3 separate regions of the Homo sapiens genome follow, and all the other regions are linked to region 2. Evidence: chromatin loops called from intact Hi-C (ENCODE). Cell type or tissue: K562. All regions are shown on one strand. Region 1 has its middle 13 kb from the start of E2F6. Region 2 holds the start of LOC100506405 (a long non-coding RNA gene). Region 3 has its middle 19 kb from the start of PDIA6.

Region 1 (8,000 bases), 200 kb after region 2:
GACCTGGCCCCGGCCCCGGCCACGGCGCGGGGCGCTCGGCAAAGCCCGGATCTCCGGAACCGCGGCCAGCGCGGAGGACTCGACCCCTGACACTGGCCGCCCCCTGTGGTCCACTTCTCCGGGTCTTCGGGACGGCCGCGGAGGAGGGCCGGGCGGTGGGCTTGGCTGCCCCAGGACCTCCGCCGGGGAAGGGTCGGGGGAGGGCGCGGGGCCGGAACCCCTAGCGGCGGCCGGCGATGGGTGGAGGTGACAGGGACAGAGGGGAGCCCCCTGCGCCCTCCCACCCGGGTTCGCGCCCCGGGCCTGGAACCCCAGTCTTACCCTGTCCCGCCCGCCCTCCTCCCCAACAAAGACGCGCTCCCCCACTCCCGTGCCCGGCTCCCCGCGACCCAAGGAGGGTCACCGTGCGGGGCTGCCCCGCCAGCTGACCCTGCCCTGGCGGCTGCCGGGTCCCTTCCCGCGCCCACCTGCGTGGGTTCAGAAAGATGGACGGAACCTCGCACCTGAGCGCCCAGCCCCGGCTCCGCGCGCCGTCTGCGCTCAGCGGTGTCGCCGTCCTCCCTCCTCTTACGGGGGCTGCCCTCCCTGCAGCAGCCCTGTCCCACCCCCGGGCCCAAGCACCCCGACATTCCCGCGGGGTCACACTGGACATCCCCTCCGGTGACAGGGCACTTAGCGGGGAAGAAGATCTGGACAGAGGTTGGGAGACCCCTCGGAGGAGCGAGGTCATTTTGTCACTTGGGAACGCAGGCGCCCAGACGGGACACGGCAAGGCTGTGAGGCAGCAGGAGTGGAGCCCAGGCTTCCGGACAACTCCACCCCAGGGGCCCCCGGATCCCCACGCTCGGCCGCCGGGACTGAGCCCGACCGAGCGCGGTGACCGGGGGCACCCGCCGCCCTCTCCCCACCGCCGCCGACCGCTCAGGACGCGGAGATTGAGGGACCCGGTCCCCAACAGCTGAGGTCGGCGAGCGGTCCATGAGGGCCCAGCCTGAGGTCAAGAGAGGAAAAGGAAGATTCTGGAACGATGGACCCCTGCGGGTGGAACCCGGCCAGCTTTTCCTGGTGACAGCCAGGTCGGAAAAAATGAGTGAAGGAAGGAAGAAATGAACGAACCTCAAATGAGTCCCTCAGTCCTCACTGGCGGCTGCTGCTGAGGTGGCCCCTAGCAAAGAAGCTGAGACAAGAAACAAAGAGAACTAGAGATTTCTTTTTTTTTCTTTCTCTCTCTCTCTCTTTTTAATAAAAAGACAGGCCCCTGTGTTTTCAGGAGGCAGCCAGAAGCAGAACTGGAGTCAGGAAACCGTCCCTGGGCCCCCTGCCACTCACCCCCAGGACCCACAGTGGGGCCTTGGGCCTAACAGCCACTGTCTTTGAAAACACCCTGAAAAGTCACAGTTCACGAATCTGGGCGGTTAAACAAAAGAAGCCGGGAGTGAGGTTATAGCCCCCAGCACCTGCCAGCACACAGGTCCTCAGTAAAAGTGCATCGTGAGTGAACCCCTGCAGCTCGCCATACTCTGATTGGCAGCACCCTCATTTTCCTTTTCTCATCATGAAATAGCTCAAACACCCGCATTTGACTTTTCTCATTGTGAAATTTTCAAACACACGCTAAACTAGGAGAGTAATGTAAAGAGCCCATGTGCTCAAGAACAAGCCAATCCTAACATCGGGCCACACTTGCTTCAAATGTTTAAGACATGAATATTGCAATACAGTTAAAGCCCCTGGAAGCCTTCCTCATGTCACCCCGAGTACTCTTCCAAAGCATCCCATTCCTGTTTTTATACTATTACTGCATATGCGTGTGTTCATAAGTCATACAGAAGATTTTTACAACTTCCTGTGTGTTCCTGTTTCATTCTGTAACCCGGTCGGTTTGTCTTGTTTTGCTCAAGATTATAAGATCCATCTGATCATCCATATAGCTCTAGTTTATTCATTTTAACTATTAAATAGCATTCCGTTGTATGAGTAGGGCACAAGTCATATATACATTCTTCTGTTGATAGACATTTGAGTTGAGATTATAAAGAAGACTGCAGTGAGCATTCTTGAACTGCATTTATCTTTCTAGGGTATAGCTCATTTCAGCCACTCTAGTAAAAACGTGCAGAATAATGATGTTGAATTAACATTAGCCCAAATGTCTGCTCTATGGTTTGGGTTACTTACTGCAACTGCTAAACCAATAATCACTGTGAAAAATGTCCTTACATTTTTTCCTCTTTACGTTTTGACAGCTGTGTCTTACCAAGCAGATAAAATCCCATAGAACAGAGGTCAGCAAATTTTTCTTAAACGGCAAGAGGCCAATATTTTAGGCATTGCCTTCTAGGATGCAGAGTTGAGGCTTACATAAACCATTTAAAATGTAACTTTTTTTTTTTTTTTTTTAGAGATAGGGGGTCTCGCTCTTGTCACCCAGGCTGGTCTGGAACTCCTCGCCTCAAGTAATTATCCTGCCTCAGCCTCCCAAAATGCTGGGGTTACAGGCACGAGCCCCTGCTCCCCACCTAAATGTAACCTTTTGAGAATGTAAAAATATACTTACTTGGACTGTAAAACAAAAATAAAAAGCAAAAGTTAGTCAACTGAATGGATTTGGCCCCTGGGCTATAGTTAGATTTCCCACTCCTGCTATAGAATAATTCATTACATAAATGAATTCCTTTCTTTAAATAGGCAATCTTTCAATCATGACAAAAGTGTAATTTGGCTCAACAGAAGAATCAAAATGAATATGATGTTACACTGAGGGAAAAATTCCTAGGAAGATGTCCCATACCTTAACTAATTAATACAATGACTTTGAGAGAAACCATTTAATCCTATTTTTGAATATCTATAATGAATTTTAGAAATGCATAAACTCCTACCAACTAAGAATTCATTAGTTGGTAGAACTAATTAATGTAATTCTTTTCTCAGCTAAGAAAACAAATGAGATTCGATGAAAAGTTGTTTATTATTTTCTTATTTAATGAATCACCTCCCCGCTCCTAGTTCATTGATTTAAATACAAGCACACAAGTACAAATGATTATGTTTTTCCTGGAACCTGACCCACTTGTTTTATGTCTTTATTGAACTTGAACCAAAACTTGGAAAAGTCATTTCAAGATAGTTTCTTAAATGAGCTGAATTAGCCCGGTTTAAAATGTTGACAAGAATGGGGCCGAGCTAAAAAACTTTGGTGGCCAACCTGTAACTTGCAAAGGAGCCGTCTCTCTCCAAGCCCATTCAATAAGCAGAGGCCTTCCCCAAAAACGGCGGGGTGGGCAAAGCAGTTAGAGGTGGCTCTCTTCTGACCTTTGTGTCTTTGCCAGCATTATCCTAAAGAATCTCTCTCTCTCTCACACACACACACACACACACACACATTGTTCTCTCCCTCACACATACACATTCTCACACACATTTCCCCCTTACGTGTCTTACGTAACGGTGCATGTGCTATGCATGTTGATTCCGTACACATATCTACTTCCTTAAATGCATGCAGTACTCGTGCTTCAAGCATACACATGGCTCTTTTTCACACATATCCATACTCTCACCCACAAACACGCTTTGTCGCACAAACAGTTCTCTGCTGGATACATATGGTCTGTTTGCACCTGTATTTCTGTTTTGTGCAGACCCAACACTTCTCATACCTTTTTCTTTCTACCATCCACACATTTTCACACCCCTCCACCTAGCTTGCTTAAATTGTCCCAAAATGTGGATGGGAAGGTGCATTCGTTTGCTAGGGCTGCTATAACAAAGTGCTCCAGACGGAGGGGCTTAAGCAATAGAAATCTATTGTCTCCCATTTGGAGGCTAGAAGCCCGGCATTGAGATGTGAGTAGGTTGGTTCCTTCTCATGGCTGTGAGGGAGGATCTGTCCCAGACTTCTCTTCTTGGCTTGTAAATGGCTTTCTCCCTGAGTCTCTCCACATTGCCTTCCTTCTATGCAAATTTTTTTTTTTTTTAGACTGAGTCTTCACTCTGTCAGCGAGGCTGGAGTACAGTGGCATGATCTCAGCTCACTGCAACCTCCGCCTCCCAGGTTCAAGTGATTCTCCTGCCTCAGCCTCCTGAGTAGCTGGAATTACAGGCATGCAGCACCATGCCCAGCTAATTTTTGTGTTTTCAGTAGAGACGGGCTTTCACCATGCTGGCCAGGCTGGTCTCAAACTCCTCACTTCAGGTGATCCATCCGCCTTAGCCTCCCAAAGTGCTGGGATTACAGGCATGAACCACCATGGCTGGCCCCTCTATGCAAATCTGTGTCCAAATTTCCTCTTGTTATAAAGACACACCAGTCATTTGGGACAGGACTTGCCCTAATTACTTCACTTTAGTTTGATTACCTCTGAAAAGATCCTCTCTCCAAATAAGGTCACATCCTGAGGTACCAGTTAGAACTGCAACATATGAATTTTGGAAGGGTCCTGGCACAAATAGGACACAATTTGACCCATAGCAGTAAGGTTCGGGTTTGGCTTGTTTCTGAGTGAGGTTTAGACCAGAAATACTAAACTCCATCTTGATCAGTAGTAAATCTGAAGCCTAGATGTGGCATTTCCTCATTAGAAACCTTGAACTCAAATCCAACTGCACCCCTCTCCCCACCAAGGGAGGGGGTAAGGGAGGGGATAAGATCCTCACCTGGATCTTATCAGGAATACTGGTCACCCAAAATTCAAGGGCTCCATTCAATGGACTCCCTAAGGTGAAAGTGCGCCACCTGGTGGAGAGCACTTTGACTTCACTACACATTTGCAAATGATTGACCAGCTGGTAGCAGCACTACCAAAAGCATCTTGGTTGACATTAAATATTAGATAAAACAGAGGAAGGAATCAGGGGGGCAAAATGAATTTGATGCAACCAATATAGTTCATGGGGTAGTGCCTGAGACGTGAACATTTAATAATCAAGAAGACATTATCTAACAAACTAGATAGTATTTGCATAGAATTCAAGAATAGAAGGTAGTAATTCACCTCTGATGGAACTTTCTTTAAAAATCTGGGTGCAGTGTGGGTGCACACTAGACCTGGGCTCCCAATAACCAAAGAAGATGAAATTATATAAACGTTTGAATGGGAAGAAACTCTGTTGTTCCAATAACATACATAGAAATACACCTTTCTGTCAGGTGTGTAGCAACATTTAAGGACCACCTTCTTGATCTCTAATGGCAGTTACAGAACAAATTACATAGGACAAGAAAACACAAAGGGTAGAAAACAATATCACAGTGGATGTCTGTACCCATCACACTTAACCTCGTCATCCGATTTCTCTTTTTCTCCAAAGAACACCTCTTGGGATTTCATTCTTTAAGGCACGTGATAGTGTGTAATATACACGAGGTACATTATATACATGTTTTGTTGTGTGTTTGTTGTTTTCTGAGACAGAGTCTCACTCTGTCACCCAGGCTGGAGTGCAGTGGTGGCATCATGGCTCACTGTGGCCTTGGTCCCCTGGGCTCAATTGATCCTGCCACCTCAGCCTCCCAAGTATCTAGCAGTACAGGCGTGCACCACCACATCCAGCTAATTTTTGTATTTTTTGTAGATATGGGGTTTTGCCTTGTTGCCCAGTCTGGTCTCAAACTCCTGGCTCAAGCGATTGGCCCGCTTCAGCCTCCCAAAGTAATCCCAAGTAGCTGGGATTACAGGCATGAGCCACCACACCCAGCCTATATACATATATAATATACTTGAATGATTGTAATGTGTCCCAAAATTCATATATACATTTCAGTACCACGTCAGACTTTAAGCTAAAATGATTGAAAACCTTTAATAGCACCAGCAAAGAAAACTACTGTTCTGGCAGTTAGCAGCCTTTGATATAGAGCTTCTTTCTATCCAAAAGAATGTGGATTCTTTTGTTGGAGAAATGTGTTAATACAAATGAACAATGCTGTTTCTTAAAAGCTGAGTGAAAATTTATTTGCTTTATCATAGTTCCATACCTTTATCTCTTGCTAGAAAGAGTTAAGGTAAATTGGTAGGATAATCTATGGAGGACAATTTGGCAATTGCCAATGATCAAAATCACCAATGCATGTATCTCTGACCTGGTAGTTCATTTCTAGCCATTTATCTTTTAGAAATACTCAACCTTAAATGAAGTAACATCTGCACAAGATTATTCTATATTCAGTGTTATTTATAGTAGCAAAATATCGGAAATAACCTAAGTGTCCAGTCTTGGGGTACAGCATGGTTAATTTATGGTGTATACACACAATTCAATACTGTGAAGACATAAAAAAGAGTAAGAAAGGGCCGAGTGTGGTGGCTTATGCCTGTAATCCCAGCACTTTGGGAGGCCAAGGAAGGCGGATCACCTGAGGTCAAGAGTTCGAGACCAGCCTGGCCAACATGGTGAAACCCTGCCTCTACTAAAAATACGAAACAGCAGAGTGTGGTGGTGGGTGCCTGTAATCCCATCTACTCAGGAGGCTGAGGCAGGAGAATCACTTGAACCCAGGAGGCGGAGGTTGCAGTGAGCCAAGATTACACCACTGCACTCCAGCCTGGGCAACAAAAATAAAACTCCTTCTCCAGAAAAAAAAAAAAAGAGTAAGAAAGGTATTTATTGCACTGACAGAGAGCAATCTGCAAGGTATTTTGTTAGGTTGAAAGAAGGAAAAAAATACATTACTAGTGCACTAAAAGGGGGAAGGATAACGTAGATGAACATTTTTGCATAAATATTCTGCAAGAATATCTGAGAAACCAACACAATGATAGTCTCCAAAGAGAGGACATTACTGCCGAGAGACAAGAGTGAAAGGGAGATTTTTCACTGTTACTCTTTTGTGTCTTTTGAATTTTGAGCCATGTAAATATACCTCTTCAAAAAAAAATTTAAAGTTTTTTTGTTTGTGTAATTTGCCTTGACCAAAATTTCTCCAAGGTCTAATGATATTTAAAATTTCTTGGTATCATGAGCCTGAAGCCAATATGATGTGATAATTCTCTGATATTTGACTACTTTCTTTCTATTTTAGGAGAAGGTACTGTAATTTTTTTAATTATGTAAATGATACATGACTACTTAGCAAAACAAAAGATTTTAAGCTTGTTGACTGTATTCCTCTTTCAACACAATTAATTCAAATGAATTTTTGTAATATATACCCCTACCACAGAAAATGCAAAAGAAAAATTGAAATGATTCATCTGAATTATTACCAATGAAACTTTGGTAATTTTTTTTTTTTGAGACACGATCTCACTCTGTTGCCCAGGCTGGAGTGCAGTGGTGCAATCACGGCTCACTGCAGCCTCAAACTCCTGGGCTCAAGTGATCCTCCCACCTTACAGCCTCCCAAATAGCTGGGGACTACAGGTGTGTGCCACCATGCCTGGTTAATTTTTATATTTTTTGTAGAGATGGGAGTCTTATTTTGTTGCCCAGGCTGGTCTTGAACTCCTGGGCTCAAGCAATCTGCCTGTCTCTGCCTCCCAAAGTGCTGGGATTACAGGTATGAGCCACCATACCCGGCCTGGTAAAATCTTTAACAAATTGGCCAGGTGCGGTGGCTCATGCCTGTAATCCCAGCACTTCAGGAGGCTGAGGCGGGCAGATCACAAGGTCAGGAGATCGAGACCATCCAGGCCAACATGGTGAAACCCTGTCTCTACTAATAATACAAAAAAATTAGCTGGGTGTGGTGGTACACGCCTGTAATCCCAGCTACTCAGGAGGCTGAGGCAGGAGAATCACTTGAATCCAGGAGGCGGAGATTGCAGTGAGATGAGATGGCGCCACTGCACTCCAGCCTGGCGACAGAGTGAGACTCTGTCTCAAAAACAAAACAAAACAAAATCTTTAACAAATTATATCTGAACTCTGCAAATTTATACAAGATAAATTATCATCATTATCACAACTTGAGTGCGAGTATTCCGTTTTCCTTACTATTTTCATTTCTGAGAATTCCCAAGGCTAACTATTTTTTCTACAAAACAAAACTAATTTGA
Region 2 (8,000 bases):
AAGAGTTTATTCGAGTAAATGGTTCAAAACCCTTCTCTGCTACCACCTAGTTCAAACCACCATCCCCTCCCACTTGGATTATTGCAACAGCCTCCCAACAGGTCCATCATGTCTGCCCTGCCCCGAAAGCCCAGGAGGTGGGTCCCCTTAACATGACACCCCAAGGTGGGGTCGAGGCCAATGCCTCCATGCTGGCCTGTGCTCCGCCAGCCTCCACACCGCTCTCACACCATCTCCTCCCACTTTTCCCGTCCTCTCAGCTCTGGCCACACTGGCCTCTTGGCATTCCTCAAACCTGCCAAGATGCTTCAGCTTCAGGACCCTTGACACCTCCTGAGGCCTCCGCTCACTCCTCAGCTCCTTCAAGTCTTTGCTCACATGTCACCTTCTCTGTGACCTCCCCAACCTCCCCATTGAAAATTACGTCATCCTCCCGTCTCGGGCTCCCCGTTGCCTTTCCCCATTTTCTTTTTCTCCACAACCCCTCTCCCCATCTGACATGCATGTTACTTAGACACTTGCTTATTCTTTTCTCCCCCACCTGGACTGTAAGCTCCAGGAGGGCAGGATGTTTGTTTTATTCACGGCTCATTTCCAGTGCTTAGAAGAGTGCCGGCCACAGTGTCGCCTAGTGAATATTTATTACTAGAATAAGCAAATGAGTGAAAAGACAATAATCTTTTACAATTTTCATTTCAGGGAGCATGCGTGGTAACTGACATAAGGTTGTCAACTTTTAATCTTAAAAAATGAAAAACAATGGAAGGAAGGGAGGGAGGGAGGGAGGGATGGAAGGAAAGTATTTTTCTTTTCATAAAAGATACTTTAACCTCCCCAAAATAGAAAATGCCTTCTCCCAGGATAAATAATAGTCTTTCCCAGGGAATTTGAATGGGCCAAGTCACATGAACATATCTACCCCACAACATTGTCTTATTTTCTTTGTTCACCACGGGTCAGTGAAAACTTTGGCACCAATACTCCATGCCAACCACCCTCCAGCTCTGTGTTACTCTGGTTCTTCCTTCAAAAACAAGAGAGTTGGGCACAGTGGCTCATGCCTGTAATTCCAGAACTATGAGAGGCCAAAGCAGGAGGATCATTTGAGGCTAGGAGTTCAAGATCAGTTTGGGCAACATAGAGAAACCTTGTTTTTACAAAAACTTTAAAAAAAAATTAGCTGGTTGCAGTGGCACACACCTGTAGTCCCAGCTACCTGGGAGGATGAGGTGGGAGGATTGGTTGAGCCCAGGAGACAAGAGAGTCCATCACCCTGGCTGGCCCTTGCTCTAGCAGACACACCTGCTTACTACGTCAGAAGCAGCCTTGGCACTGGGAAGGGTGGGGGCTCCAGCTCCAGAAGCCAGCCCAGACCCAGAGCTGCCATTCGGATCACAAGAGACAGCGTGATACCTGCCAGAGGTTCACAGACTGTACAGTTCACACTGAATTTTCACTAAATGGATACTTTGCCTGGCAGCTTCTTCTAATCCACCTTTCATGCAGCTGCTATGAGAAAAGTAAGAAGACTCTTCCGAGCTCACCTCACTCACCCCCATGCTGGGCTGGTAAAGCAGCGTCATCAGCCCCAGTTTAAAGATGAAGAGCCCAGGGCTGGGAGAGGCTCAAGGCAACTTGGGCAAGGTCACAGCTCAGTTTAGAAGCAGCAGAGCCAGGATTCCAAGCCAGGGCACCTGGATGACAAAGCCTGGCTTTCACCACACCTGTCCCTTCCTCAGGTGCAGCAGGATGTTCACATAAACACCAGCCGTCCTGGAGGAACAGAGCGGCAGTGCAGGGCAGGGCAGGGCAAATCTGCTTACCTCGACGACCACAGCATTGGGGGGAAGCCACGCCCCATCTTCTCTCCTCTGCATAGAGTCCAGGAGGAGGCAGGAGGCAGGGACAAAGAAGGGCGGACCCGTTACTTCCCAGAGTAAAAGCCATCTCAGACCTCCCTGTTTCTCTTCTTCCTTCTCAGTCCCTCATCCCCATCCCTCACGTTCAACTCCAGGCCATCTGCTCCCAAAGGGCGACTCATGGGCTGCCTCCCTTCAGCCGCTCCCATCTCCCATGTCTGGAGTCATCATTTCAAGTATACCCAGCCCAGCTCAGCCCATTCTCTCACGCTCTCTACCATACACTTGAGCATGTTTAAATATCAGAAGACAAAATGACACATGACGCATTTCATATGATCTGCATTATTTTATGTGGTTCTTAGCTCACTGGCTATTACCGAAATTCCAAATCAAGTGTTCTTCTCCAGCCCCTACAGAGCCTGCAGGGGTGCAGAACCGACACTGACAAGTTAAACGGCAATAATAGGGCGCACCACAGTTTGCAGAGTTATGTGGAGTCACATAATCCATTTGAGCTTCACAATCACAAGCGTCACAAACTGAGTCTCTCAGGGAAGGGACCTTGTTGAAGGCCTTGCTTTAGACACTTGCTCCCCACTCTGGCCCTGACCAGAGGGGTCGGGAAGATTACTGGGGCCCCCAAAGTAGCCGGTGAGAAAGGACCTTTGGGAACAGGTTTGGGTGAGGGAAGCCTACACACTAAGGTGCTTTGGCTTAATAGGTGTGTGCTAAATAGGGTGACTGTTCCAACCCAACACCTATGACAGCAAAAGAGGGTGCATAAATAATTACAGGACAATAGGCGTAAACCTGAGTGACCCGGACAAACAGGGACTTGCGTTCCCATGCGAAGGGTCTGCCCTGGATCGTCTGGGAGACTGTGCTAGGTGCTGTGGGGACACCGAGATGGTGACACCCTCGCTGCCCCGGGGAGTGTGACATTTACTGGAGCAGGAGATAGATAAATACATACTGGGACATGACCACAACCATCTCTGTCACTTAAATGCTATGTTCAGAGCCTTGTCCCCTGCACTCCAACTTTACAGAGGGAAACAAAATCTGTCTGCAGCAGAAAGATGACGATCGCGACGGGAGCTCCTATCCCCAACCACGAACTGAAATGGTATGGAGATGGAGGCATTTGAACTGGGCCTTGAAGGATGACTAGGGCTGTCACCGGTGCTGGGGAGAAGGGATTGAAGATCGGCGTCTGTGCCGGAGGCAGGTTGTGTTCCATCGGCAGCTTGCTACGAGTTCAATCGCAAACATGTAACAGCAGGAGTTTAAGCAGGACTGGCCTGGCTGCTCCCTTGTGACCACCGACTTTGCTCGTGCTCATCCTAATTTCCTGTCACTAAGAAAAGTCACATCAGACACTGTGGTTGGGTTTCCAGGTGGTTTCCTATGTGTAGTGGCAGAGTGTCACCTCCAGGGGGCGCTCAAGGCCTCCCCACGGCTCACCTGCAGGAGGAGTGGGGCAAGCCCAGGACGCTGAGAGGAGAGAGAGGCCCAAAGCCCCGCTCCCCACGGAGGCCTGCAGCTTTCTTCTCTGTTTCCATCTCACCCACAACGAACACCCCAGGCGCCAGTGCCTTCAGGCCGGCCAGAGGTAGCAGCCTCCCGAGAGCCCTCCCAGGACCAGGGGGCAGCCCACACAGGCATTTCAGGGGGTTCGCGGTATGGGAGAAGTGGACCCTTTCCCTGGGTTTGTCTCCACACCCGGCCACCGTCAGGGGCGTGCGCTCCAAAGGTCCCTGTAGAAAGGGGCCCCAGAGGAGAGGACGTCGCCCAGCCTCTGTTCAGGCCTCTGGTTGGTGAAGCCAAATGAACCCAGGTGGCAAACAAAAGCTCTGAGTAGATGGGGCCCCAAGTCCAACCCCCAAGCCTACATGGACTGGAGGTGACAAAATGGGTCCAGGGTCCTGAATGGTCACCTCCCTGGAGACCCAACTAACACGCCTGGCTCAGCACGTCCCAGGGGCAGCACGGGGACGTGGTAGAAGGAAAGAACAGAGCCGACGGGGGTGTACTAGCCTGTTCTCGCACTGCTATAAAGAAATACCCGAACCTGGGTAATTTATAAAGAAAAGAGGTTTAAATGGCTCACAGTTCCACAGGCTGTACAGGAAGCATAGCTGGGGAGACCTCGGGAAACTTACAATGACGGCAGAAGGCGAAGGGGAAGCCAGCACGTCCTATATGGCCGGAGCAGGAGGAAGAGGAAGACAATAGAAGGAGGTGCTACATACTTTTAACCAACCAGATCTCTCATGAGAACAGCAAAGGGAAAGTCGGCCACCATGATCCAATCACCTCCCACCAAACCTTTCCTCCAACACTGGGGATTATAATTCAACAGGAGCTTTGGGTGGGGGACACACATCCAAACCATATCAGGCGGAGAGGTGGGGCCAGCCTTTGAGGGGCCTTGAATGCCAAGCTAAGTGACTAAAGGAAGACTGAACTCAGAGTTCTTCATACAGAGACAAATGCAGGACCTGGCTCCATGCATTTTCCCCTACAGTGCTCTCTGAGTCCACTGGGCCAGTGTAGAGGGATTCAGTGTCTTGGCACCATTGTATTTGCAGTCCAGCCTGTCACCACAGGCCATCTGCTTTCAGGTGTAGTGCTGGTATTAATAATAGCTACCATTTATCAAGCACCTGTGAGTAGTATATAGTTAGGTATTATAAGCTTCATTTTATAGATGAGACAACTACATTTTCAGCAAATCAAAAGTTGTAACTGACAATGCTAGGGTGTGAGTCCAGGCCTCGTGGCCCCCGAACTTTGGCCTTCACTCTGGGTCTTACATATTCGGCCCGTGACTGCCTGCTATCTTTCATAGGCAGGGTGCCTGACCAAGACGAATGTCACCACACACACCCCAACTAAGAAAAAAATAAAGTCCCAACGCCCCAAGGAACAACCCCTGCAGACTTAGCTTTAGGGGAACACACTGTACTCATTCCCCAGCCTTTGCTCAAGCTGACCCCGCAGCTAGAAAGCTCCACCCCCGTCAGCTCTGTTTATTGAAATCCTATTCCTCCTCCAAGGCCAGCTTCTCAGAGAGGCCTCCTCCAGCCCTGCCAGGCTGAATCACTCTTGACCTGTGCCCTGTGAACTCTGTGGCTTGCCAGCTGCAGCCCCACCCATTCCCATTCCACCTTGACCTCCTGCAGAAGAGGGAGAGACCAGGCCTTTCACGCACCGCCCCCAGATCGCCCCGTTACCCCACCACAGAGCTCTGCACACACTCAGGGCCCAGAAATACTTGTGGCGCAGAGACCAAGCCCAGAGTCTCTGGGAATGGCCATGGCCAACAGCACAGGTGATGCTGCCAACTTAGCAGGTGCCTCCGAGGGCTCACGCTGCTGCCAGCTGCCATTTTCCAGCCCCAGGAATGAAAACAGCCCTATGGTGGCTGAGCCACTTTTACGCTTCCCAGAAGCCAGCCAGCCCTGCCTGGGCTTCTGGCCAGGGCAGTCACAGCTCCCACCTCTCCCACCCACATCTCCTGCATCCCCCCTCAGCATTCCTGGACTGCTGTCAGTCCATCGGGGGCCTGCCTGATCTAGGTCCCAGTTTCTCTTCTTTGCTGAAGCCCCAACTCTGGGCCCAGCCCTCCCTGCCATCCAAGGACTAGTCCCAGACTCAGTCCCCAGCAGCAACTCCCAGTGACGCTCCCAGTTTCACGGCTCTGCAGCCACCCTTCAGCAAGCAGGCCAGATTCCTCCAGGTGCAGCACCAGCCTGAGCCAAGGCCAAGGCCACCAGGCCCCTTCAGAAGCAGAGCCTTGCAGGAAGCCAGCTCTGCAGCTTGAGAGGAAGCAGGCCAGACTCCCCCGGCCCCCATCACCCTTCAGAGCCATGGAGGCCTGCCTCCCCCAAGGCAAAAGGCCATGGGCACCGCACAGAGACTGCCGGGGCAGGGGTTGGGGGAATCTAGACCACGGTGGATCAGCCAAGGGGCCTGCTGAGGGTTTTAGCCTGGGGCTTAGTATCCCGTCCATCTGTCAACAAGCGTTTATCAAACACACAGGAAGGTTGTGGGGTTGGAAGAGCGATGGAATACAAGGGGACACGTGGCGGGTTTGACATCCTCTCTGCAGCTTCATTACAAGGAGCCTTCGGTGAAGGAAGCACCACCTCTGTTTACAAAGTCCCCAGGCTTTTATGTTATTTAAACTTTCCTGTATATGCTACATATTCTACAATGAACATGCTTTTATAATCAGAAAAATAATTAATATCCAATAAAACATAAGCAGAAAACAGACATAATATTAAATCAGTATTAAATCCAAACTTCCACATCTGTAGGGAGGTGCAGGAGAGAACGAGGGTTGGACTGGGCCCCAGGAGGCCTGGGTTCCTCTCCCCATCTTCCACCACTCCCCTCCCAAGGTGCTGTGCAAAAGTCCCAACTTCATAGCCTCAGTTTTCTCAGCTGTCAAATGGGAATAGCGATGCTGTGCTCCCCACCTGCCAGGCTTGTGTGAGAGAGATGCCATGATAATAACACCTGCGTCTCAGGCTGGCGAGAGAGTCAGTCCTGCGGGGCATGAGACAGAGCTTCATAAGAGCCCCACCTGTCCACTGGGAAGATGCGAGTGCCATTCTCAGTCAGCACCGGGCAAACTTAAGAGACATTCCAGCAAAGGAAACAAGACAAAGCCATTATAATCCCTGACTAACCACAAAAATGGTCTACTTAATCTGAGTGTGGGTGTCATTCACCTGCACGGGGCTCCCGAGAGAAGGTCCTGCTCCTGTCCCCATCATGTAGAGGGATGTTGTGGACCAGCCTGATGTCTCTCCCCTGCAGGCCTCCGGTCCATTCAGGAAATACTTGCCCAAAGGGCCAAGCTGCAAAACAGTGCAGAGGTGGGAGCAGGATCCACGCCTCCTTTCTCCCTAGAGAGCCCTCACTGCATTGCCGCCTGGACACCAGCCCCAGAAGGACCTCTTGTCCCTGAAGGAAGGCACTGCCCTGAGGATGGAGCTGACTGAAGTGACAGGCGACAAGTGCTTGGGGTCCAGCAGCGGGAGGTTGGCCTGCCTCGCCACTCTATCCCCCTAGGATGCAGAAAACCCCGGGTCTCCCTGCCCCCTAAGCATGCTGAACCCTCTCTCACTGCCATCTCAGCCTCTGCAGCTGAGGACCACAGCAGGTGTCCCCGACGCACCATTTGGAGCAGTGGTTTGACACATTATCCTCACTGCAGCCCAACCCCCTGGCCTCTGGAAGAAACTGCAGGGTTCTGAATTCTAGCCCAGGCCCTACCCTCGGGACTCACTGCCACTCAGGGTTATTCGAACGCCCTCCACTCCTGCTTTGGGCTTTTTTGTGAAAATAACTACTTTTGTGCAACAACAGCAAAAAAGCCTTGGCTGCTAGGATGAGATCTGAAAAGGGCAGTAGGGACAGCCGCTGGCTTTGGGGTCCACAGAAGCCCCACAGCACACACAGCATGTTATTGGAGACAGCACTGGTTAAATGACCACATTGGAGGGGTCCCTTCAACTCTCCACACCTCGCTTCCTGGCCTGCACACAAACTGGACAGACAAGGATGTTCTAGCAGAGTGCCTGATGGGCTGGAGGCACTCACGAAGCTCTGAAGTCCCATTTTGAAGATTAAGCAATCACTATGCATTTTCCATCCAAGGCAAAGAAAAAAGCCTTTAATTCTTGAATAAGTTCTACAGCCTCCTCTATAAATGCAGCCTTCTGAATAGGAGCCTGTGAGGAGCAAGCGGGGCCGGTCACCTATCTGGGGAAGCGTGAATGCACAAACCCATCCCGAACAAGGCGCTCTGGGCGCAAATGTTCCCCGGGTCCCATCAGTACGCGGGCACCTGGGGATGGAAGGAGGAAGAGCAGGGGCTGTGTTTGCAGATGGCCACATGGCCGGCCCTTACCCATGACCAAGCCGAGTCTGGGGAGCTCTTGCCCTGCGAGGTCTCCCAGCTGGAGCTGCGAATGCCGTCCTGTTCCCCCATGGCCCGCCCTGTATGGTGCTGTCTGCCTCCTCACCCAGCATCAGGAGAGAAATGTCCCCCGGCAACACCGGCTCAGAAGCTGGGAGGCTGGGCTGGGTGACACTGGAGCCTGGGCAGGCGGTGCTTCCCTT
Region 3 (8,000 bases), 850 kb after region 2:
GTCCAGGATGGAGTGCAGTGTGGCTCGATCTTGGCTCACTACAAACTCTGCTTCCCGGGTTCAAGTGATTCTCTTGACTCAGCCTCCCGAGTAGCTGGGATTACAGGCGCCCGCCACCACGCCCAGCTAATTATTGTATTTTTAGTAGAGACGGGATTTCACTATGTTGCCCAGGCAGGTCTCGAACTCCTGACCTCAAATGATCCGCCCGCCTCGGTCTCCTAAAGTGCTGGGTTACAGGCGTGAGCCACCGCGCCCGGCCCCCTCTCTAAGTATTGTGATTTCATAGGATCCCCTGGCGGTCCCATGAGGGAGACAGGGCCACAGCCACTGTCCCCATTTGGCAGCTGAGTGAAGGTGGAGCTCAGAGGTGGATCCAAACCCAGGCTGGGTTTCCTCGTGGGTCGGAGATGTCTGCTTTACTTTTATTAAAACATCGTCCCGATCTGGCACACCTAAAGCTGTGTATCCGAGTGTGCCGGGCCGGCTCCCTGGGCCCCACCTGCCTTCAGGCCTCCAGCTCTTGCCTGCAGCGACCCCTGGTGGGTGCGCCGGCCTCGTCACCTCCAGGCTGGGGACTGGGCTTCCCCGGAGGCCGCACCTGGAAGGAATACGCCCCGGATAAGGCCCGCGATGGAAACGGAACCCGGCTGGCTCACTGCCAGCGGCCTGGTCAAGAAGGCGGGCTCCGGAGCCCGACTGCCGGGGGTACTTGCCCACCTCACCCGCCTGCCAGCCCTGTGTCCCTGGAGTCCCCAGCCTTTCCACCATCTCAGGCCTGGGATGGAAACAGCACTTCCTGCAGATGGCTTGGGAGGCCTGGAAGGACGGTTCAGGTAAAGTGCACCGCCCGGGGCCGAGCAGCGGCCACAGTACACACACAGGCGCTGGTGCTGCTCCTTGCTGTAGGCCCGCCCCACCTGTTCATGTTCATCAACCCACGCTATGAAATTAGTTCACTCTACGCCAGGCACAGTGGCTCATGCCTGTAATCCCAGCACTTTGGGAGGCTGAGGCAGGTGGATCGCTTGAGATCAGGAGTTCGAGACCAGCCTGGCCAACATGGTGAAACCCTGTCTCTACTAAAAATACAAAAAATTAGCCGGACATGGTGGTGCGTGCCTGTAATCCCAGCTACTAAGGAGGCTGAGGCAAGAGAATCTCTTGAACTTGGGAGGCGGAGGTTGCGGTGAGCTAAGATCACACCACTGCACTCCATCCTGGGCAACAGAGCAGACTCTGTCAAAAGAAAGAACGGAAGGAAGGAAGGAAGGAAGGAAGGAAGGAAGGAAGGAAGGAGGGAAGGAAGGGAGGGAGGGAGGGAGGGAGGGAGAGAAATTAGTTCACTCCACAAACACATCAAGTGTCCCTTGTGTGTCTGAGGCAGGGAAGGGAGGAGACCTGCCTCTTAGTGTTCATAACAAAGAAGGACCTGGACCCTCCCAGGCCACAGGAGCCTCGGCCTGCATCCAGGCCACAAGGGTTTACTAAGCACCCTGTCAGTCCTGCCAGGCGCTCAGGGACCAATGAGATCCCACCTCTGGGAGTCACTGCAGCCCAGAGGGGTGAGGGGCAGTGCCACAGAGAGGCCAGGCCTCCGTGGAAGGAGGGAGGGAGGGTGGCCAGCCCCAGGGAGGGAGGGAAGCCTCACAGGAGAAGGGCACACGTGTCCAGAATGTTCCCTCTCCACAGAGAGGGTCTTTCTCTCCAAAGCACACTGCTGCAGGCAGCATCCGTGGCCCACATAGAAAGAGGCTCGCCTTTGATCCAGCCTGAGAGGTTCCCTTTTTTGTCTCTGCTCAGAAGCGCAGCCTGAAAGGAGAGTGAGGCACTGCCTCCTTTTGAAATCATGCAATTGCTGCTGAGACCCCAAAGAAAGATACAAATTCACTGGGATCTTTCCCCAGATCTGCGTTGCTCTCACTGTAGAAGCTGTTGGGACTTTGCAACAGTATTTAGAAAACACCTAATGCCCAGTTTAAATCTTCTTCAGAAGTCTGGGGATGGGGGAAGGGAGAGGAAATTATTTTAGAATTCCGCTTCCGTGTGGCAACATCCAAAGATAAGAGAAACACAGAGAGCACTGGTGGGACCTGGGAGGAGGCAAAGATTTCTCTAAACAAGCGTCTGGGGCTTCCAATAACCAGACACTGGCTGCCACTTCAGGGTCTTGGCACCTCGAGCTCCAAGCTCCACTTCCAGACACTTGATGGCTTCCAGCCCTGGGGATGTCATTTAACCTTTCCAGGCTCGATGTCCACATCCACTTAACTTCATACATCTCCCTGCAGAGCCCACTATACAGCAAGTACATGCCCTGGAATCCAGGCCCTGCCTCCGGGAGTTCCAATCTGTGTATGGGTATAAGAGGGATGTGTCTCTATTCATAGGGGCTTACAAGGCTGGTGCCAACCATACTGGCACTCTGGAAACTTCTGAGAAGGGGCTCAAACATGTTCTGAGGAGAGGGCCCAGCCGCCTCTACCTGGCAGAAGTCAGGGAATGAGCCCGCTGTGGGTTTTTGAGGTTCTGGGGGCCACTCCCCTTGGCTGTGAGGCTTATTACCCCACTGTGGTGATGGACTGAAAACCCCCAGAGGGGGTGGGGACACACCAAGCTCAGAGACACAGCAGCAAAGTGGGGGCCTGAGAAAGCTGCCTCCCAGGCCTGCTGATCGGGAAATTCCAAACGGGAAAGGATGATTAACAACTGCGGGAGCCGGAGGAGGGGAGAGGAGAGGGACCGGACAGGGAAAAAGACCCCAGATCCTGGGCCTGCCCGAGGGCAGGAGCCAGCCTGGCCAAAGTGAGACTAGAGGCCACACAGACATGGGCCCCTTCCGCGGAACTGGCCTGTCGAGGGAGCGGGGCTGTCCCTGACACAGAGCCTGGGCTCTACATGGACACCTGTCCAGGCAGGGGAGGGGATGCTTTCTGACTGCTCTGCCTCTGGGAAATGGGGACTCCTGGCCTTTCTCCATGCCCCAATATCATCTGTGAGCTCCCTCCCACCCATCACTTGGCCTTTTAAGGAGAGTGACCCCAGAGGGCTGGAGTTCTGGGAGCCTCCAGAGTCCCGGCTTCTGCGGGTCTCAGTGGCTGGGGGGGCGGGGGGTGGGACCAGCGCTGGCCTCGACCTTGCCTTTTCTGCGTCCGCCAAATGTCCCTGGGGGCCCAGGTGATCCTCACCGCCTCCTTACCCTGTTCCTGTGGCAAGCCACAGCCTGGCCTCCAAGCCAGCTGCCCCTCCCCTCAGGAGATGCCTCATCTGGGGTCGCCCTCTTCTGCCCTGGACCCGACCTCCTGGAAGGAAGACCGAGGCGGGAGATGCTGACTGCAGGATTCAGCCAGCCCAGGGCCTGAGCCTGGGCCCTTCGGTCCACCACAGCCCCGATTTTTTAGTGTAAATATTGTATCTAAGTACAGCACATACAGAGAAAAGCGCACGAGTCCTGAGCGCACAGCTCAAATCCCACACGCATCCCCGCAGCAGCCTGCGCAGAGCAAGGGCAGAGCGCCCCCTTGCGGTCACTTCCTGTCACTACTCAACCGAGGGTGCCCGCTGCAAGGTTAGGTCTCCTGGCCTCGTGCTTCAAACAGGAATTAATAGAATCCCACCAGGTGGTGTTTGTGAGGCGTAGATGGCGAGGATATCTGCAGCTGCAGTTTGCTCATTCTCACGGCTGCACTGCATTGCACTGTGTGAGCAGAACACAATTTATCCTTCCACTGCTGATGGGCATTTGGGCGGTTTGCAGTTTGGGATCTGGCCAGTTCTGCTGTTGTGAGCATTCTTAAGCCTGCCTTTCGGTGAATTCACACGCCCGTGGGGTGAGTATGTGCCTGGGGTTGGGATGCTGGGTGGGTGTGTTCCAGTTCAACATTGCTGGCAGGATTGTTGTCTATTTCACTCCCCGCCATATTCCACCACCTCGAATTGTGCCTGGAATATCATAGGTGCTCAGTAAATATCTGTTGAAATGAATTCTCTCCTCTTTTTTTTTTTTTTTTTTTTTGAGACAGGGTCTTGCTCTGTCACCCAGGCTGGAGTGCAGTGGCACCATCATAGCTCCAGGGGACCCTGGCTTGCCCGCCTCTGCCCTCAGCGCCCAGCAGAGAGCCTGGCACATGAGGAGAGAGAGGTTTGAGGGGAGAGGAAGGAGAGGACATTCACACCCCATGACTGGCTGCCCAAGGCAGGACAGCAGGGGTCCAGGAAGGTGGCTGGGAGGAGGAGGATGACTACGGCCGGGAGCTGGGTTCCGCTTGGAAACTGCATCCTGTCAGGCCCTAGAATCTGTCAGACACACAATCACGCGATGAAGGAGACGTTGGTATCAATTAACTCGTGTTCAGTGAAGGCCAATCCTGTCCAGTGAGCAGATTACTTGTGTCTGCCAGGCAGGGTGTGGAGGCGAGGGGCACATCGTAGCTGGATCTGAAAGCTGCTTATTGCACCCAAATCAGCAGCTGACGACACCTCCCATTCAGGCTACCCAGAGGTCTGACCGATGACCTGCCCCTGCCCCAGGATGTGGGGCTGCCGGGTGAAACGCAGTCTTAGCAGCTGCAAGGGAGGGCTCCAGCCACCATGCCAGAAGAGGCTTACAGGGAGAAGGAGCCGGAGAAGTAATGTGACCAGTGCCGCTGATTCTTAGTGAGCTGAGCAGTTTTGTCAGGTGGGGGCCACCCTCAGAAACAAGCCAGCCTGCGTTTCCCCGAGTCAAGAGAGTGCCGTAGACTACAATGTGCACGGGCCCGGGAGGAGGGCAGCGCCACAGCCCTGGCCACGGGGTCAAGGGGAAGGCTAAGTAGGTGGGGGCAAGTGGTCACAGCGCTCATCAACGCCCGCCCTATCACAGTAGACTCATCTGCGGCTCCAAGTGCCAAGGGTGAGGCCAACCCAAACCCACTGCAGTCAAGGAATCCCGGAAAGAGAGAAGGGGGGTCTCACCAGCGGCTGGAAGCAGAGCGGAGTCCGCTGCGCTCCCACAAGGGCCCTCCCCGCCAGCCCCTGTGGCTCAGGGACAGTGAGGGGCTGGGCCGGTGCAGGAGGGAGCTCATTTCTCCCTAGGAGGGAGACAGAGAGGCTAAGTGGGGAGGAACTGAATGTTCTGAAAAGCTGACGTGGCCAAGCGCCCAAGGAGACCACAGAAGTGCCCCGTGTGCCTCCTGAGCCACCAGCCGGCGGGGGTGGCACCAGGCAGACCTCAGCTCCAGCCCACTCTGCGCAGGTGGAGTCCCCGTGTGTCCAGGGGCACAGCCACGCCCGCGCAGGGGGTGACCCGAGGGCCTGGAGGGGCAGTTCAGTTCAGCTCTAAGTCTGAGGCCACATTCTCCCTATTTCCTTGAACTAATTTCTCACTTTAACTGAAGACTTAAGTATCTCCTACAAAATTGCTTTGCCCTCATGGGCTGGGTTTTGGATTTTATTTTTGAGAGAGTGAGCTCCAGAAAACAACTTAGAATCCTCTTTTGTCCCTTGGCTGCACTCCCCAGGCCGCCAGGGAGGAAAGGCCCTGCTGCTTCCTGCAAAGGCTCTGGGTGCCACCCCATGTCCCTGCAGACGCACTCCTGCCCCATAGCTGTGCCCGCAGGAAAAGGTGCCCGAGAGAACCTTGACCCTCTGGCCAGAACCAGGCAGGCTTGCAAACTCACTGAGTTCCACCAGTTCAAACACAAGCATTCAGCCAAAACAAATGGAGAACTGATAGGCACGGAGGTCCACAGCATATTATTCACGGATGCGTTCATTCATTCCAACATTCATTCATTCATTTTCCCAGGCCGTGCTAGGAGCTGGGACACAGCCCAGTCCTGGCCCCTGTCTTGAAGCTGCGCACCCACACTGGAGGGGCAGACACAGGCACTGCTTCTACATGCGGGTGCAAGGAGGCAGTGTGGAGCAGGAGCGGCCCCTCTACCTCCCAGGGCCTGGGGTGAGGAAGCTTCCTAGAAGGGCTGCCATGGCTTAAGGGTTGAGTGTCAGCCAAGGTAGTGGGGGGCAGAGAAGCATCCTAGGCAGAGACAGCCAGAGAGCAAAGTCTTCCATGCAACACGCTTGAAGAACTTGGGCATGGCGGGAGCACAGAGGACAAGCCCTGCCACCTCGCGAAGGCATGTGGACTTCACAGTGCCGCCACGGAGAAGCTGAGGTTTGATTTATGCCACTTTTAGGTGGTCAGAGGGACTGTTTGACCCGACTTCTCATCCTTAGAGGAATCCAGGGATGGACTTCAGAGCTCACCTCCAAAAGAGATTGGAAATGTAATCACGTACAGTGTCAATATGTACACCTACTATGTACCCACAAAAAATTAAAAATAATAATTAAAAAAAGAGGCTGTTGCAATAGCCCAGGCCAGAAATTCTGGGACCTGAACTAGGATTTGTGTGGAGAGGAGAACATGCCACTTAGGTTTCAAATTTGGCAGGATTTGGTGATTGACTCAGTGAAAGGCAGAAAAATTGTTTCTAATCTCCACCCCCCAACACCGTGCCTTCTAACAAGGGCAGTTCCTGGTAAGGACAGGATCTTTTGATTGGAGAGCAAAAAGTCAACACCCTTGGTTATTATGGCTTTTGGCCAAATTATAGGCAATAGCAGGCAATGGAAGGAGGAAAATGAGAGTCTGGAGAAGCAGGGCAGAGCCCACCTGCTCAACTAAGAGAGGGGACAGGGCTGTGAGGCACGGGTGCTCCTGAAGCTGAAGAAGCCAACAGCGCTGGGAGCTGCCTGGGGGCGGGAGGTGTCCATGAGCCAGGATTCTGGGTATGAGTGGCCCAAAAGAGACCCTGGGAGAGAGGACATCAGGGGAACAAACAGCTGAGGAGGTGGGCATGACACAAACCCTTCTCCCAGCCCAGAGCCTCTCCAAAAGCTCAGGCCAGATATCGCCCTTTTCACAACACCGGGTAAGCAGATTCTCTCTTGGGGAATGAGAAGGGCACGAAGACCTGTTGAAGCCAGTGCAATCCTGGAAAGTGCCTGGACAGCACCCCAGAAGAGAGGGTGACCTGGGTCACTGAAGACGGGGTGGGGGATAACACTGTTAACGTGATGATACATCAGCTGTCCCCAGACCACACCAGCATCTGGAGTGAATGAAGCGGGCACCCTAGCAGGCAAGGAGGAAGCCCTGCTTTGCTGGTCATGCATCCCAGGCTTCCGGAGTGCCCCTGGGAATTTCCGAACACATCCATGCACTTGTGACCCGGGGGCCAGAGCCAGGGGTCATTTGGCTTTGTGCCCCCTCCAAAGCAGGGGTTTCCAGTGTAGCACATTTGTGCCCCAAATTCTCAGAGGTGTTTTATTCGCAGCGCCTGTCCTCAGAAGAATCAGACATGATCCAAAGGGGGCTGGTAGGGGACACTGAGACAGCAAGGCTGCACCATGCCCAGTGTCGCCTGCCCCGCACAGGCTAGCAGGAGACTGGCACTGTGCTGCCCCTTCGTCCCAGCTGCCATCTGCATGGGCGGAAGAGTGCCCTGGGCCCTGGTGGTGCAAGGAGGGCGGGAGACAGACCCTCGCATTCCTCTGGTCTCAGGGTCGTGGGCCTGGGTGGAGGGGGCACACACCCTACTGGAACAGGGTGCTCCAGGCTGTGCCCATGGCCTCGACACTCTGCACTTCTTAAAGGGGAAATGACAAACGGCAGCCTGTTATTTCTCTTCCTCACCCTCTGAAACTACTTCCTGCCCATTGAATTTCTGATACATTTTAATTGAAAAATTGATATACAGATAAAGCAAATTGGGGGTAGGTTGGAATGAATAGTTGGAGCACAGAGGATTTTTAGGACAGTGAAACTACTGTGTCTGATACTATAAGAGTAGATGTGTGTCATCTCCATCTGTCCAGACCCATAGAATGCACAACACCAAGTGTGAACCCTAATGTAAACTGTGGGCTCTGGGGGATAATGAGGTGTCAATGTAGGTTCATTGTAACAAACATGCGGGCTGCTGCGGTGTGGGATGTTGATAGTGGGGAAGGCTGTG

What was found. Peaks named below come from ENCODE experiments on the same cell type or tissue, not always from the same donor. Only the 100,000 strongest peaks of a DNase experiment are listed, where the experiment ranks them.
Region 1: it touches region 2 in a loop (5-fold over the local background); 45 of 110 quality-filtered maps call a loop at or near these places.
Region 3: a loop joins it to region 2, with 6 times the contacts of the local background. A loop is called at or near these places in 2 of 110 quality-filtered maps.

Annotation. Positions count from the first base shown.
Region 1 is chr2:11,474,849-11,482,848 of GRCh38, reverse strand. No RefSeq gene overlaps it. Among named protein-coding and RNA genes, the nearest start is that of E2F6, 13 kb to the right of the region's middle. In K562, a CTCF peak has its summit at 4,747 (motif pointing left); a DNase peak (open chromatin) is centred at 4,738; H3K27me3 peaks cover 1,420 bases.
Region 2 is chr2:11,677,517-11,685,516 of GRCh38, reverse strand. It overlaps LOC100506405 (a long non-coding RNA gene), which reads right to left and starts at 4,092. Exons shown (of 2, transcript NR_187639.1): 1 at 4,025-4,092; 2 at 2,194-3,326. It also overlaps a transcript of LPIN1 not described here. RefSeq lists an enhancer at 2,972-3,612. In K562, a CTCF peak has its summit at 3,293 (motif pointing right); a DNase peak (open chromatin) is centred at 3,336; H3K27me3 peaks cover 6,491 bases.
Region 3 is chr2:10,828,032-10,836,031 of GRCh38, reverse strand. It overlaps a transcript of PDIA6 not described here. Among named protein-coding and RNA genes, the nearest start is that of PDIA6, 19 kb to the right of the region's middle. RefSeq lists enhancers at 267-767, 4,402-4,902. In K562, CTCF peaks have their summits at 540 (motif pointing left) and 3,527 (motif pointing left); DNase peaks (open chromatin) are centred at 541 and 3,551; H3K27me3 peaks cover 4,780 bases.